2 separate regions of the Homo sapiens genome follow, and region 2 is linked to region 1. A link is a loop called in an ENCODE intact Hi-C map of the cell type or tissue named here. Cell type or tissue: CD14-positive monocyte. All regions are shown on one strand. Links, peaks and the distances in the headings refer to the core of each region. The heading gives the core; the rest is flanking DNA. Region 1 overlaps ZNF664-RFLNA (ZNF664-RFLNA readthrough). Region 2 overlaps SCARB1 (scavenger receptor class B member 1).

What was found. Hi-C counts contacts between places; a loop is a spot of excess contacts. Peaks named below come from ENCODE experiments on the same cell type or tissue, not always from the same donor. Only the 100,000 strongest peaks of a DNase experiment are listed, where the experiment ranks them.
Region 2: it touches region 1 in a loop (2.5-fold over the local background); 85 of 110 quality-filtered maps call a loop at or near these places.

What each region holds. Positions count from the first base shown.
Region 1 is chr12:124,039,337-124,042,247 of GRCh38, forward strand. All of the region lies in intron 2 of ZNF664-RFLNA (ZNF664-RFLNA readthrough), which reads left to right. Among named protein-coding and RNA genes, the nearest start is that of ZNF664-RFLNA, 68 kb to the left of the region's middle. In CD14-positive monocyte, for the core only: no CTCF peak of the experiment used is centred there; DNase peaks (open chromatin) are centred at 1,175 and 2,395.
Region 2 is chr12:124,783,344-124,786,254 of GRCh38, forward strand. The region is part of intron 11 of SCARB1 (scavenger receptor class B member 1); the gene reads right to left. Among named protein-coding and RNA genes, the nearest start is that of SCARB1, 79 kb to the right of the region's middle. RefSeq lists an enhancer at 903-1,671. In CD14-positive monocyte, for the core only: no CTCF peak of the experiment used is centred there; no DNase peak of the experiment used is centred there.

The DNA of each region.
Region 1 (2,911 bases), core at 211-2,710:
ACCAGAACAAGGATGTATTCACGGAGGAAACAAATTCCATCTTCAACACAGCACTTGCAGAGGTAGAATTAACTCAGAAAGAGGCTGGACAACTTGGCCTGGAACCCACTGTGGGAAACTTTGGTAACTATCAGCTGTGGTTTGCTTTTCTGCACCACTGACTCAGCAACCCTGCAGTTGGGCACTGGGTGAGTTTGCAGTGGGAGAGAACAACCTTATCCTCTCTTTGAAAAACATTTCCACCCACAGGACAGCTTATTGGGAGGACCAGAACTCCGAAAGAATGAAAAAGGAAAATGAATGAAACCACATAGATTTTGTTTGCTCCTAGTGAAACAGGAAAAGGGAATAAGAACCAAAAATTTAGTATCATTTTGCCTGGATGATTTTTTCAGTTAGCTAGAGAAAAAGATTTGATGGCTTTAATAGGGATTAACAGAAGTGATCTTTCAGAAAGTTATAGATACTTACTTTTAGGGTTTTCTTTTCCCCCCAACTAGCTTGTCTAATGTAATATACATCATGATAAATACCTTTTTTTTTTTTTTTTGAGATGGAGTCTTGCTCTCTCGCCCAGGCTGGAGTACAGTGGCGCGATCTTGGCTCGCTGCAACCTCCGCCTCCTGAGTTGAAGTGATTCTTCTGCCTCAGACTCCTGAGTAGCTGGGACTATAGGCACGTGCCATCACAACTGGCTAATTTTTATATTTTTAGTAGAGACAGGGTTTCACCATGTTGGCCAGGCTGGTTTCGAACTCCTGACCTCAAGTAATCCACCGGCCTTGGCCTCCCAAAGTGTTGGGATTACAAGCGTGAGCCACCGCACCTGGTCAATAGATAACTGTTAATGAAGTATAATGTGTTTTTATGGATATATTTCTTTGTAAGCACATTATGGCCTTTCAATTCAAATACAAGTGTTTCTGATTGAAATCTTGAAGGGGCAACATAATTGGATTTGACCAAATATGGGATTTAGAAATGGAAGCAGATTCAGCCAGAATTCCTGCCTAGGACTTCCTGGGGATCAGGGAAGAGGTGAAATGCACAGGAAATGTCTTCTATTGAACGTGAGGGCATGTTGATATCAAAGGGCCCGGGAGGGCCACACACTATGAACGTGATGTCCACATTCTTGGCGGTGCTCACGGCAGTAACGTGCATTTCCTGTGCGGGGCTGCCTGGCTCCGTCATAGCTTGCCGAGTGTCCCAATGCTGTTATTTCCTCCTGAGGCACCACTCTTCTCGTTTCCAATTTTGTTTGTTGTTTTTTAACACTGTAGAGTTTTATTTCAGTCTACCTACTTGATCTCTTATTTCATTAGCATTTTGGGGTGTTTTGAAGGGATTTTATAATACACCCATTTTTCTTAAAACTTTATATCTTTTAGTTAAGTCGATAAATGTTTAATATATACCCAATTATTAAAAACACTTTAATGCATAGCATCAAAGTCAAAATAGATGATACATATTGTAAATTCCATGTTGCAGAAATTCTAACCTTGATTTTGAGAAGTAAAGCTTACTTCTTACAGCTAAGTAAACCCCCAGAGATAAGTGCAGTTTTCACAATAGTCATTAACTACCCATCACCTGTCATTGCAACATTGATGAATTACTGGTGATGATCACTGCTTGAGTGTTCACAGGCATGTAACGATTATGTCCAGTTGAGAGTCAGAAAAAAGCTCCGGGGCCTTTTGTATGCATAGATAATGTATTCTGAATTATTTGGATGAGGCTTTATACCAGTCAGGGATTTTGCTTGCAAACAGTAGAAATTAACTGGCTAACTTGAGCAGAATAGGACCTTTCTAGAAGGATATTGGGCAGCGTTTGGAATGGAGAATCAGGTTTTATTTTATCATTTTTTTTCTATTTGTTTTTGAGATGGAGTCTCGCTCTGTCACCCATGCTGGCATGCAGTGGCATGATCTCGGCTCACTGCAACCTCTGCCTCCTGCGTTCAAGAGATTCTCCTGCCTCAGCCTCCCAAATAGCTGCAATTACAGGCGCCCACCACCATGCCCAGCTAATTTTTTTGTATTTTTAGTAGAGACGGGGTTTCACCATGTTGGCCAGGCTGGTCTCAAACTCCTGGCCTCAAGTGATCTGCCTCCTTTGGCCTCCCAAAGTGCCGGGATTACAGGTGTGAGCCACTGCGCCCGACTGAGAGTCAGGCTTGTAAAACCGGTAAGACCAAGAGCAGCTAGGCAGGTCAAGGGTCACAGGTACAGGCTGATGTGGACGCCGCCATAAGTCCTGCCATTATCAGACATTGGCCACTGCCCTGGGCAATCTGTCCTGGTCTCTGGGGCCCTGCAGCCTCTGACACTTGCTGTCCTGATGGGCCTTTGGTGCTGTCCTGCTGCTGGGAAACTCCCCATCACTGGATCTCTGTGTCACAGCCTCAAGGGTCAGGTCCTTAGTGTGGGCATCTGTGTTAGCGCCCTGTAGTTGCCATATCAAAGCCCACGTGCCAGGTGTCTTATAATAGCAGAAGTTCACCCTCACAATTCTGGAGGCCAGAAGGCCACAGGGGCACGTACCCACTGAGGCCCTAGGGAGGAATGTGTTTTGTGCCTCTCAGCTTCCGGGGGCCGCGGCAACCCTCAGCTTCAGTGGGCTTGTGGATGTTTCACTCCTATCTCTGCCTCCATCTCCATGTGGCCATCTTCCTTCTGCGTGTGTCTCTGTGTCCAGATTTCCCTCTTCTTAGAAGGACACCAGTCATACTGGATTTAGGGCACACCCTAATCCAGTATGACCTCATCTGAACTTGATTACATCTGCAAAGTCCTTCTTGCAGATAAGGTCACATTCACAGGTACCAGGTTCCAGGCTGAGGCCACATGCCTACGCCACAGCTCCCGGGGCTGGGTTATCTGTACCTCAGCCTTCGTTGGCC
Region 2 (2,911 bases), core at 128-2,627, 740 kb after region 1:
GAGTAGCTCAGATTACAGGCAAGAGCCACCATACCTGGCTCAAGTGGAAAATTTCTCTAAAGAGAAATTAAAATATGTTGAGTTTACCCGCATGTGATTTTTTTTTTTTAAATCAGGACAAATTACATAAAAACTGATAAGGCCGGCCAGGCACAGTGGCTCACACCTGTAATCCCAGAACTTTGGGAGGCCAAGGCGGCAGATCATGAGGTCAGGAGTTCAAGACCAGCCTGGCCAACATGGTGAAACCCCGCCTCTACTCAATATACAAAAATTAGCCAGGCATGGTGGCAGGTGCCTGTAATCCCAACTGCTCGGGAGGCTGAGGCTGAGGCTGAGGCTGAGGCTCCCACTTGAACCCGGGAGGTGGAGGTTGCAGTGAGCCAAGATTGTGCCACTGCACTCCAGCCTGGGCAACACAGCAAGACTCCATCTCAAAAAAGAAACCAAAAAAAATAAAAATAAAAAAACAAAAAAAACTGGTAAGGTCCTGCTACATCAAAACACACATAATGGGATAAATTTCACTTACGTGGCCTCCAGTGAAACCTGCAGGGAGGGAGCCACACTGCCGATCGTAGCATTCTTACTGGATTTGAGGGTGGGATGCTGATTTGGGGGCTGCGGCAGGGAAAGGGACCCTAGCCACAGCCTAGACCTTCTGTGCTTCCTGACCCTCCTTCCCTGTCCCCATTCTGGTGGACAATTTGGAGACAGACAGAAGGAGACAGAGGGATGAGGCTGTCATGGCCTCCTCTGGCCCAGTCCCTCAGCCAGTCCCCAGGGACCCCCTCATGTGGCTGTGCGTCGTCACTTGTGGACACCTATGGTGATGCTCTGCCACGGGAAGGTATTCATGGTCTGGGAGTGTGGGTTCTGAGTCCTTCTGTCCTCCCTACATAATTCAGTCTAGAAACTGGAGGGAGTTCCATTTTGCTCGCTGGAGTCACAGCCCTGCTGGGTTCTGGCTCCCCCTGGGGCAGTAACAGAGAAGGGGGCTCCCAAAAGGGCTGGTTGGACCCAATGGTCATTGTTCATCGGGAGCTCAAACGCTAGAGCAGCAACATGATGACAGCTGGTGTCCAGGCTACCATCTCACATTGTGGAAACCTTTTCCCCCCGAGGACAGGAATTTTGAAAGGAAGTCGGGTTTCAGGTCTGAAAGCCAAGGTGAAGAACCAGGAATGCTTTATTGTCACCCAGCATGCAAGCATGGAAGCAGGCAAGCCTTCCCTGAGACAGGGGAAGAGGAAGAATCATTCACCAGTGCTAAAGGAAGCAGGTGCTGCAGAGGAGCCAAGACCAGCAGAGCAGCGGGGCAGCCCCAAGGCCCCTCAGAAGGCCTCGGCCTGTGGCCCTAGGATGATGCAGGTGGGGGCCACCTCAGAGAGTGGCTTTCTGGTCCATGCATCCAAAAACAGCCTTTCCTGATGACCTGCCAGTGGGCAGCATCCCTTCCCCTGCCATGGCAGCCACTCGCCCATCTCCACTGCCCCTTGAGCTCTGTGATCACAGCTCTCCTGTCCTTCGTGTGACTGTAGTAACTTGCCTAAAGGCCTGCCTTGCCCATCTTTGCTGCAGATCTTATGTTCTGGTCATCTGCATCCCCTGACCTGTGCAAAGGGCCTTGCAGTGAATGCATGAATGAATAAATAAATGACCCCGAAGCAAGGAGGGACACTGTTATCACCCCTCTTCCTGCTGCTTCTGGAGGTCTGAAGCCCAGGGCTGGAGCTCTTCCCCACTTCCGTTCCCTCCTGATAGCAGCTGCCCCATCCTGTTCAAGCCATCGACTTCCTCACGCACTGGGGCCTCCCCGCTGGGCCCAGGCTTCCACCCCTCCCAGCCCGGGGCCCATTCCCCAGCCAGCAGCTGACCTAGTGATTCCCCTCTTTAAAAGCCTCCAATGCCTCTGTCACTCCCAGAATCAGTTCCAAACTGCTCACTGTGCACCACGAGGCCCTGGGTGGCCCGCCCTGTCCACTCTCAGACACCACCTCCTACCTCTGTCCCTGCCCTCACTCCCCTCCAGCCACCCTGGCCCTACCTGACCGTCCAATGTGCCTTGCCTGTCCCTGCCACAGGGCCTTTGCAGTGGCCGCTCCAGGCAGCATTCCTCATGTGGCTGTGTGCTGAGTGCCTCCCTGGCCTCCATGTCAAAGCTCACTATCTACCTCTTCAGAGAGGCCTTCCTGAAGCTCCATCTGTCCTTGTCCCCACTTGCTCCAGACATGCACTCTCCAGTCTGGAAGCTGCATTCAGTTGGTGAGCCCTTGAAACGGGGCCAGTCCAAAATGAGACCTGCTGCACATGTATCGTACACACAGGATTTCAAAGACTTCATGCAAAAACACTGCAAAAATATTGATGCCGTTTATACTGATTACATGTTGAAGTGATAATACTTTGCATATATTTGGGTTAAATAAGATTAAAATTAATTCCACCTGTTTCCTTTGACTGTTAAGTGGCTATTAGAAAATTTAAACTGAAAACCTCACACGTGGCTCACGCTGTATTTCTATTTGGCTCTAACCCCTCACAGCTCCTATCATGAGTGAAATTATCTTTTCTGCTGATTTACTTGGTTTTCATCTGTCTCCCCGGCTGGGATGCCAGCCCCCCTCAATCCCCCTGAGCAGGGATCTCAGCTGTCTCCTCTACTGCTGTACGTCCCCTCGCCCCTAACAGAACCTGGCATCCCCGGGTGCTGACTTGATGAATGGATGATGCAAGTACCAGGTCTCATTACTCAAAGCCCACCTGTGCCCCCTCCAAGGGAGGGTCCCAGGCCTTCCAGAACAGGCAGAGTAGTGGCAACGCGGCATGCAAAAGACGCAAGCGTGCTGCGCAGCCCCCAGCAGTGACCGCTCCCACTCCGGCAGAGACGCAGGACTGCTGCTGGAGGTGG